Linked DNA regions of Homo sapiens: region 2 is linked to region 1. Evidence: chromatin contacts called from ENCODE Hi-C or POLR2A ChIA-PET data. All regions are on one chromosome and are shown on one strand. Each heading gives the region's core, a stretch centred on a gene start or an enhancer-like site at or near the end of the contact. The rest is flanking DNA. Distances are from core to core; before and after follow the strand shown.

Evidence for each region. Hi-C counts contacts between places; a loop is a spot of excess contacts on that map. ChIA-PET counts read pairs that join two places held with the same protein, here RNA polymerase II (POLR2A). Pooled maps may share reads with other maps.
Region 2: a map with no recorded cell type shows a loop between it and region 1 (4-fold over the local background). The contact joins the enhancer-like site here to the promoter of P2RY12 in region 1. A Hi-C loop is called at or near these places in 2 of 37 single-sample maps with no recorded cell type and 3 of 50 pooled maps. POLR2A ChIA-PET finds 5 or more read pairs at or near these places in 2 of 52 experiments (GM12878 and activated B cell).

What each region holds. Positions count from the first base shown.
Region 1 is chr3:151,383,309-151,388,237 of GRCh38, forward strand. P2RY12 (purinergic receptor P2Y12) reads right to left here and starts at 1,445. Exons shown (of 3, transcript NM_022788.5): 1 at 1,384-1,445. It overlaps MED12L (mediator complex subunit 12L), which reads left to right. Exons shown (of 45, transcript NM_001393769.1): 34 at 471-580; 35 at 775-910; 36 at 1,722-1,883; 37 at 4,502-4,864.
Region 2 is chr3:152,190,830-152,195,875 of GRCh38, forward strand. The region is part of intron 1 of LINC02917 (long intergenic non-protein coding RNA 2917); the gene reads right to left. The region is part of intron 1 of LOC101928166 (a long non-coding RNA gene); the gene reads right to left. Among named protein-coding and RNA genes, the nearest start is that of LINC02917, 12 kb to the right of the region's middle. Within about 2 kb of position 2,927, at least 7 of the 41 ENCODE cell types and tissues checked have a DNase peak (open chromatin) inside an H3K27ac peak, as active enhancers do.

The DNA.
Region 1 (4,929 bases), core at 195-2,694:
AGGTGTGCGGGCCAAGCCTCCTGCCCACCACTGCTGTGATAGTGGATGTTTCCATATGGTATTATGATAGCAGGCTTAGATTCAATAGTAATTGTACAGCAAACACAAAGATGCAGATAATTGGATTACATGACTTTGACATTATTCAGGTTTAATTCAACTATAATTGCATCATAAAACTGGACATCATAAAAGATTTGGAACAAAAGAAAGCTAAGTTTATTGGTGCCCACATTCAGATACTCACGTCCCTTCTTCATTTTAGTTAATGTTTGAATGACTGAACTGTGCTGAAAGAACTAAAAATAGTGATAAACATGTAGGTAAAAGAGAAAAGATAAGGTAATCTATAAACTAGAGCATCCCTTGTTTTTTTAAATAAAAAACAATCAAAATTTGATAACATAAAGCAATGGGGTGTTCTTTCTGTTTTACAGAATGCAAATATCTTACTGTATTTTGTCTGCTAGGTAGGAGGAATGTTTGACACGGTGCAGAGGAGCACCCAGTGGACTACAGACTGGGCCCTGCTACTCCTTCAGATCATTACTTCAGGAACTGTTGACATGCACACTAACAAGTATGTTTTTATCACTTCACATTGATTTTGCTACATGTATGCATGGTATAAGCTTTGATATACTGATGGCGATTTCTGCCACATCTTATTTACTTGGATGCTATTAAAAATTCTGTGCCTTGAATAAAAATACTCAGTTAAATAAGTGTATTTCAGTTTCACTTTAAGATGAAAATAATTATTTTCTTTCTTAGTGAATTATTCACAACAGTTCTTGACATGCTGGGTGTTTTAATCAATGGAACGTTAGCCTCTGACCTATCAAATGCATCCCCTGGGGGATCTGAAGAGAACAAGCGTGCATACATGAATTTAGTAAAGAAACTGAAAGTAAGTTTGAGATCAGCCTGTATTATGAGCTCAAGTTGTTTATGGATTTATTATCTAGTGCATTTTAATTTATTACTCATTAAATGTTATTAATTGTATTCAACTTAATTTAATGTGATTATTTGCTATTTGTTTCACCTAACCTTATTAGTACCCAGAAGTTACATGCACATAACCTTGATTATTTTTTATTGAAAACAATTACATTATAAAACATGTTTAATTTTTTAAAGAACTTTAGAAATCCACTGTTAAATATATAACCAGAATACTAACATTAGATAGATTTAGGATAACTCTATGCTTGGACTGGCACGTGTAATTGAAAAAATAGCCATCTGCATTGAAATTTATAAATCGATTCATTTGACCGACCACTAACAGACTCCTTTAAAAAAAAATTGTAAGAAAACAGTGCAAAAAAGAAACCAAATAAATCTGATGCATTACCAATCAAATAAATCAATGGTTACCTTGTAATCTGACCCTGGACATGAGAAAGTGTTCTGTTCTGCAGCTCCTGTCTTCTGATTGTGATCACTACCCTGGATTTTTGTCATTTCAGCACTATGATGTTTGTTGTGTAACAACAGTGCCTTTGTATGTGTTCTATTTTCTACTTAAATAGAAGAAATGAAACACTCATTGCTCTATTTGGAACTGCCTTGTAGAACATGTTCAGGGTTAAAGAACATGCGCTAAGCTATAAAAAGGGAAATGTTTCATAGGGGAACTTCCTTCTGGTTAACTTTTGCCTTCATTGTAATTTCTGTCCCACTTCTCACTCTCTCTCTCTCTCTTTTTTCTTTAGAAAGAGCTAGGAGACAAGCGATCAGAAAGTATTGACAAAGTTCGACAGTTACTACCTTTGCCGAAACAGACATGTGATGTCATCACTTGTGAACCTATGGGTTCCTTGATTGACACAAAAGGAAACAAAATTGCTGGATTTGACTCTATAGATAAAAAACAGGCAAGAGTGAATGTTTTTTCTTATATATAAATTTATTTACAAAAGATGAAATACTTTTTTTTGTCTTACCATAGGATATATAAAATATATTAATTTTGCTGTTGATGTTTTTAAGGCATATGCTTGTCTTCTAAGTGTACTTAGTCATTGGCATTATCATATAAAGAGGTCATATCTTTGAAGATCTACGTTTTATATGTTTAAAGGACTTAAAATGTTTCCCTGAATTTAAGTAAATTTTTGGAAACCTACCAAGAGAAAACTAAGTAAAAGCTTAGTGTAAAAAAAAAATTGCATAAATAAGTTCTGATTATACTTCAGATTTAGAAGCAGAATATATTTATCAATGAAAAATTTCTTGTAAGCTGAGCATGGTGGCACATGTCTTTAGTTCCAGCTACTTGGGAGGCTGAGGCAGGAGGATTGCTTGAAGCCAGGAGTTTAAGGCTGCAATGTGCTAGGCTCATGCCTGTGAATAGCCACTACACCCTAGCCTGGGCAACAAAGTGAGACCCTGTCTCTGGGGGGGGAAAAAAAAAAAAAAACCTTCCTGTAGTAAGCTATTTCAAATAAAAATTATTTTAATTGTTAGGATATTCTCTATTCCTATCAAGCAGTATTTAATGGACATTTGTTTTATATAAGATATTAAAGATGGTTCTCTAAAATATGAGAAAATTGGTCAGTTACTCTTTTAATGAACAGTAAGCAACCACCGACATTCCACAATCACCAAGATGAAAGACAGAGTTCCTACCCTCAAGGGGGAAGTAGACAGACAATTACAGTGTAATGAGATTTGTGTGACATGGTACAGAGAGAGTATTAGGGGATAGAATAGAGGGTCCCCAGGAAAATTGACACGAGTCATTTTGAAGGATTAAGAGTTAGCTGGGAGGTAGGGAAAATTGTGGTACAAATAAAGGGAGAGTTTATATGAAGACATGAAAGAATCAGATTTACCAGGGAATTTAGAGTAGCCTGAGAATCTAATACCAGTTTGTGTAAAGAAAAAAAGCTAAAGTCATGGTCAAGTTTGAGTTTGCAGTGTCAGCGGACTTCCTGGTAGTAAGACATCTGGAATCCATTTGGATGTGTGGTTTTTACACCAAGGAAAAAGTTCTCATCTCAAGACAAATATTAGGAAACAGTCAATTTACAGGTGGCAATTGAACCTTGGTTTTATTTTGTTTTACTTTGTTTATTTATATTTTTTGAGATGGAATCTCGCTCTGTCGCCCAGGCTGGAGTGCAGTAGTGCGATCTTTGCTCACTGCAACCTCTGTCTCTCGGGTTCAAACGATTCTCCTGTCTCAGCCTCCTGAGTACCTGGGATTACAGACATGCACCACCAGGCCCAGCTAATTTTTTTTTGTTTTTGTCTTTGTTTTTTTTTTTTTTTCAAGACAGAGTCTTGCTCTGTCACCCAGGCTGGAGTGCAGTGGCGTGATCTCGGCTCACTGCAACCTCCACCTCCCGGGTTCAAGCAATTCTCTGCCTCAGCCTCCTGAGTAGCTGAGATTACAGGTGCCTGCCATCATGCCTGGCTAATTTTTGTATTTTTAGTGGAGACGGAGTTTCACCATCTTGGCCAGGCTGGTCTTGAACTCCTGACCTCGTGATCCACCTGCCTCAGCCTCCCAAATTGCTGAGATTACAGGTGTGAGCCACCACACCTAGCCTTTTTTTGTATTCTTAGTAGAGACGGGGTTTCACCATGTTGGCCAGGCTGGTCTCAAAGTCCTTACCTCAGGTGATCCCACCCGCCTCAGCCTCACCAAGTGTTGGGATTACAGACACGAGCCACTGTGCCTGGCCTGAACCTTAGTTTTAGATGAAGCTACTCATAAAAGAATGCATATAGATAACAACAGTAACACTTACATCTTAGGGAATGACTGAGTAGTTATTTGGGGGCCATTTAAGGAAAAATATTTTTAAATTGACATTTTAAGGCAAGTGCCAAGAGATGTCACCAATTAATGTTAAGAATAAAAAGAGGGTAACCGTTTTTTTTTTTCTAGAGTCAGTAAATATAAGCTTGAGTTGAAAGACTTTACTTATTCCTGCTGCTACAATTTAATTCTCTAATAATAATATTATATTCAGAGTATGGCTTATTAAGTACAGGGCCCACATATTGAACCAAGTTCATGCAGATTTGGATTGAAGTTAATACTAACCCAATTACAGGTTGACTATAACTTGACTCTTAAATTTGATATTATCTTCAAAATTATAAATAGATTACAGAGATTTAGAACTGGTTATAATTTAGTAAGATTAACTTTGCAGTGTTAGAATTTTTAGCAACAAATTTTTAGAATTTTTTTAGCAAAAAGAGGAAATACACATTAACAATAAAATATGCTAGACTGCCTCTGTTGCCTAAACAGAGCATCATGTGGTTAAAGAACTGTAGAACCGGGCTTACAAAGGTCTGAATTCTAGCCACTGCTCTCCGGTGATGTAGCTGTGTAACCCTCTCTGCTGTATTCTCGGGTTCTCTAGGGCTCATGCCAGCCAAAGTGTTCTCTGACTCCATGTCCCATACAAGCCTGGCCTATGAATAAGGAAAAGATCTGAGTGTGCTATCTTAGAGCGCTATTTTCCCACAGGGTCTCCAGGTCTCTACGAAGCAGAAGGTGTCCCCGTGGGACTTGTTTGAGGGTCAGAAGAACCCAGCTCCTTTGTCCTGGGCCTGGTTTGGGACAGTCCGAGTGGACCGAAGAGTGATCAAGTACGAGGAGCAGCATCACCTCCTGCTGTATCACACACACCCCATGCCCAAGCCCCGCAGTTACTACCTCCAGCCACTGCCCCTGCCTCCTGAGGAGGAAGAGGAAGAGCCCACATCTCCAGTTTCTCAGGAACCAGAAAGGAAGTCCGCTGAGCTGTCAGATCAGGGAAAAACCACAACAGATGAAGAAAAGAAAACAAAAGGAAGGAAGCGCAAGACGAAATCTAGCTCAAGAGTTGATGTAAGTGGGGAAAGGAAGGAGAACCTTGGCTCATTAGCATTTAGTATGAGATTTACTCGTGCCCA
Region 2 (5,046 bases), core at 1,677-4,176, 810 kb after region 1:
CAATTATTGCATTCTCATCCCTCAAAAAGACTACAAAACTGCGTATCTTTCCCTTGTCCCTCTTATTAAGTAATAACAGTTTTTCCAGGTGCCTCCCAACAGGCTTTCCTTTGTGTCTCATCAGCTGAGTTACATCATGTGACCATTTCCATTTCTATTACTGGAAAGATAAATAACTGGTTTAAACTAACCAATATTTACCCTCCTATCGTGAGAGAAGTCAGACTTAAAGCAAATGGTCTCCCATTACTTCAACAACTCACAATTCTGTGTATACATGGAAGGAGCAGAAATAGGGGAGAGCAATGTCTATCACAAGTACCTAAAAAATAAATGTTTTGGGTGCACAATTACAAAAAGAAAAAAAAATCAAAAAAAGAAAATGTAAGTTTAAAATAATCTCAGAGGAAAAATAAAATAGAAATTACCTTAAAATGTCAATAAATAAATATATTGCATTTTATATTGTCATTGGAAATTATGTTAAGGGAAAACTGGTGCAGCTAAAAAGAAATTTTTTTTTGAAAAAATATCTTACAACAGCTAAATTAGGAGAAATGAGAGCTATATAAATTATCACAATTTAGTTAATATTCTTCTATCCTGCCTGTTAAAATGGGCCTCCAATTGACATTTAAAAAATATGCTTAATTAGATTCACAGATTAAACTTTTCTACTGCAGTTAATTTAACTACTTTCTAGGTAGATTTTATATATATATATGTATATATATGTGTATATATATGTATATATATGTGTATATATATGTATATATATGTGTATATATGTATATATGTGTGTATATATATGTATATGTGTGTGTATATATATGTATATGTGTGTATATATATGTGTATATATATGTGTATATATGTGTATATATATATGTGTATATATATGTGTATATATGTGTATATATATATGTGTATATATGTGTATATATATATACACACACACACATATACATATGTGTGTATATCCGTGCATGTATATGCATATATATGTATGTGTACTTATACACTTTTATGAAGAACTGATCCTGGTTCTATAGAAGGGGAGAAGCAGAGTCCAATATAGATTGATTTTGTTTATAAAAAGAATTTTTTACAAGATGTCTTTTATACACACCTGTGAAATATTTGTTGCTCTGTAGATGAATGTGTTGGCACTCTGCCCCACAGAGTTTTATATATTTTACAACTAAAATGTCTTCCTAATTTTTTTCATTAGATAAAACGTTTCCATGCTATAACAACAACAACAAAATTGTCAGGGGTCTAACTGTGCTTCTCCATCCCCGCTCCTAAAGCCTATATTTTGGGAGCAGAAATTTAAAAAATGAGTGCCTCCTTCCCGATGTCAGAGCAAAAGCCAGATATCTCAGAGAGCAACTCCCCACAAGGGTGAGGATGTGGTTCACTGTGTGTACAGTGCATCAAGGCAATTTCTGTGCTGTTTGCTTTCTTCCCAAACCCCGTCTCTCTCTGCTCCTCAATCTAGATACTCATGCCCCCCAGAATTAGAAAACACTCTGCTTTCCAGCAGTCTCTCCACCATCACATATGGGCACACTCTCATGTGTGCTTAAAACTTTTCAGCCTGATATACATTTTCTATGGACTGAGGCTGCCTTCCATAGACTTGATAGCTACCTAGGCATCAGGACTAAGAAGATACACATAACCATGGTATGATGTAAAAGAAGAATAATCCAAGCACCCTTTCATTATTATTTAATAAGCATTTATTATCTGCCAGGAACTATGGATAAAGATATTAAGAACAGGTGTTCTTAATTAGCCAGGCATGGTGGCATGTGCCTGTAATCCCAGCTACTCGGGAGGCTGAGGTGGGAGAATTGCTTGAACCTGGAGGCAGAAGTGGCAGGGAGCGGAGATCGTGCCACTGCACTCTAGCTTGGGCAACTCCGTCTCAAAATAAATAAATAAATAAATAAATAAAGTGGTCTTTATACTCAAGGAGCATTTGGCTAGAGAGAAAGAGAGAAAATGATAAAAATAATTAAGTACAGGAAGATAATGAGGTGTCATGAAAGATGTACAATGTATAAGTAGGCCACCAAGGAGGAATTCTCTCTGAGGACTTCAGAAAAAAAGATCAAGGGATGATATTTTGTTCATTAATGATACAGGTTTACTATATCCCATCATTGCAAAACGAATGCACTCTATTAACGAAATCATAACTCCACATCTCTAAATAATCACCAAATAGACATAATGCTGGATTTACTCAGTCCTGCTTGGTTGCATAAGTTTGAAATTCACCTTCTTTCAAAGCAGTGTTTTTAGTCACTAATTTCACAATCTGTTAATAGTTTATCTGAAAGATAATAATGTTCTGCAATTGTTATTAATGAAAAGAGTTTTCTGTCACTGTTGAACAAGGAGTGATGACCCAAACCCAGGTTCAGTACACGCATGAGGTAGTCCACTGAGATCCATAGAAGGCTTTCATGAAATAGACTTGGAATCTGTACATTTTGCCAAGAGGCAATGAATTGAAAGGTATGTCGTTTAAAGTCCTATTTACTCTGCAGGCACCTTTTTGACTCACTGCTAAAAGTACCCATAAAAACTCCTCTTGAGCTAAAACAGTTTAAGTTGTCAACTGCACTAAGGAGGCCATAATCCATGGATCATGATCCAAACAGATAGTGAGAGCTCAGCCTGTCATATTGAAGCTTAGTAAGAAAATTTTGATTGTAGCTTGGTGAACTGATTAATGAACTAAAAAAAAATTCTTCTGAATTCTTAAAGGGGCTTCTCGTACTCTGAAAAGATTGATTCAGTCAATAATTTTCAATATTTACCCCAGCTTCTCATAAATATTTCTTAGCACTGTTCTTATCTAGACTAAAAACGAAACTAGTTCTTCCAGGCACCCAAAGCCACAAAGCTTCAGCTGTAGAAGGTCCAATTCAGTCATTCATTACCAGGCGCACATATAATGTGGTTAATCCGTCCTAATTGAAGGTTTTTTACTGCTTTTGCTTTTTCTGCAAACTTCCGTAGACTCATCAGCATGGTCCTGAATGAAATGTATTTCTCCACATTGATATCTCTCACTCGTACTTGCGATATGCGACAGGTGGCAAATAATTTACAAAATGCAAAGAGATCTGTTGCCTAGTAAACAATGCCTGGGACTTTAACTTACTCATTTCCTAGTGTTGGGGATGTAGATTTGAGAAGTAATTACACACAAAAAAATTCTGCTTCAGTTGAGAGGGTTCCAGTAATATCTGAGTAAGTCACAAGTGACCACATCAATATAGAGCTCAATGTGTTATTTAAGAAATAGTACAACTGAGAGGCCGGGCGCGGTGGCTCACGCCTATAATCCCAGCACTTTGGGAGGCAGAGGCGGGCGGATCTCAAGGTCAGGAGATCGAGACCATCCTGGCTAACACGGCGAAACCCCGTCTCTACTAAAAATACAAAAAAAAAAAAAAAAAAAAAAAATTAGCAGGGCTTGGCGGCGTGCGTCTGTAGTCCCAGCTACTCCGGAGGCTGAGGCAGGAGAATGGCGTGAATCCGGGAGGCGGAGCTTGCAGTGAGCCGAGATCGCGCCACTGCACTCCAGCCTGGGCAACAGAGTGAGATTCTGTCTCAAAAAGAAAGAAAGAAAGAAATAGTACACTTGAGAACTGAAGATGTTTCCTAAAGGAGAACTTTGCTCATTTCTAAGCCATCCATCACATAACTCATATGAGACTCATATGGTGTGCCTGGAGTATAATAGACCCTAGTAAAAAAATGACCTGCAGAACTATTCCAATTAGATCCTGTTGGCCCTTGAATCATTAATTCACTCAGCAAGTTTACATTCATTGAAGATTGGCTACATAATTTTGGGGGGCTCAATTCAAAATGAAAATTCAGGGTCCTTTTAAAAAAGTATTAAGAAATTCAGAACAATGGCATCTGAGCATTAAAGCAAGAGTGTGCCCTTCTAAGTGCAGGATCCTGTGTAATTAATTACACAAGTCCCACTCAGAAACCCAGTCTTATATTCATTACCTATTGTGCATTGTGTTGAACAATGCATGGAACAAAAACATGAATAAGAAATAGTCAATGGCCAAGCATGGTGGCTCACACCTGTAATTCCAACATTTTGGGAGGCTGAGGCAGAAGGATCACCTGAGCCCAGGAGTTTGAGACCAGCCTGGGCAACATGGTGAGACCCCATTTCAACAAAAGATGAATAAGTTATCTTTATTAACAAAAATAAACATTTAAAAAATTAAAAATAAATAGATCTTGCCTCCAAGCAGTTTACAATCTAGGATCATACCTAAAATCTGTAAGTGTTGTTAATTACATTAAAAATATTCATTACTCAGGTTAGAAGAAGAAATGAAGGAGTATATCCACTTTGGCTACCTGGGAAGTGTATTCTCTCTATGGGCAATTCCCTCACACTATGTAATGGACACACTTGTGTTTTTTATAAACTTCAGTGCATTTGAAAATGCTGTTCTTTATGACTGAACTGATTTCCATCGAATCTTTGCTTGGCTAATCCTGCCCATGCTTCAGGTCTCACAGTTTTACCAACTGAGAGATTGAATTAGATCGCCAGTTTCACTCTCATAACTCTCCAGATCTTGCCTTCCAAGTGTCTATCATAAGTTTTTAGTTTTATATTTAAGTTGGTGTTTTTTGTTTTTTGTTTTGTTTTGTTTTGAGATGGAGCCTCACTCTGTTGCCCAGGCTGGAGTGCAGTGGCGATCTCAGCTCACTGCAGCCTCCGCCTCCTGGGTTCAAGTGATTCTCCTGTCTCAGCCTCCTGAGTAGCTGAGACTACAGGCACCCGCCACCACGCCCAGCTAATTTTTTGTATTTTTAGTAGAGACAGGGTTTCACCGTGTTAGCCAGGATGGTCTCGATCTCCTGATCTGGTAATCCACCCACCTCGGCCTCCCAAAGTGCTGGGATTACAGGCGTGCGCCACTGTGCCCGGCCGGTGTTTTGTTTTCATTTACTAAAAACTCCATGAATGCAGGGAAGCATCCTTCA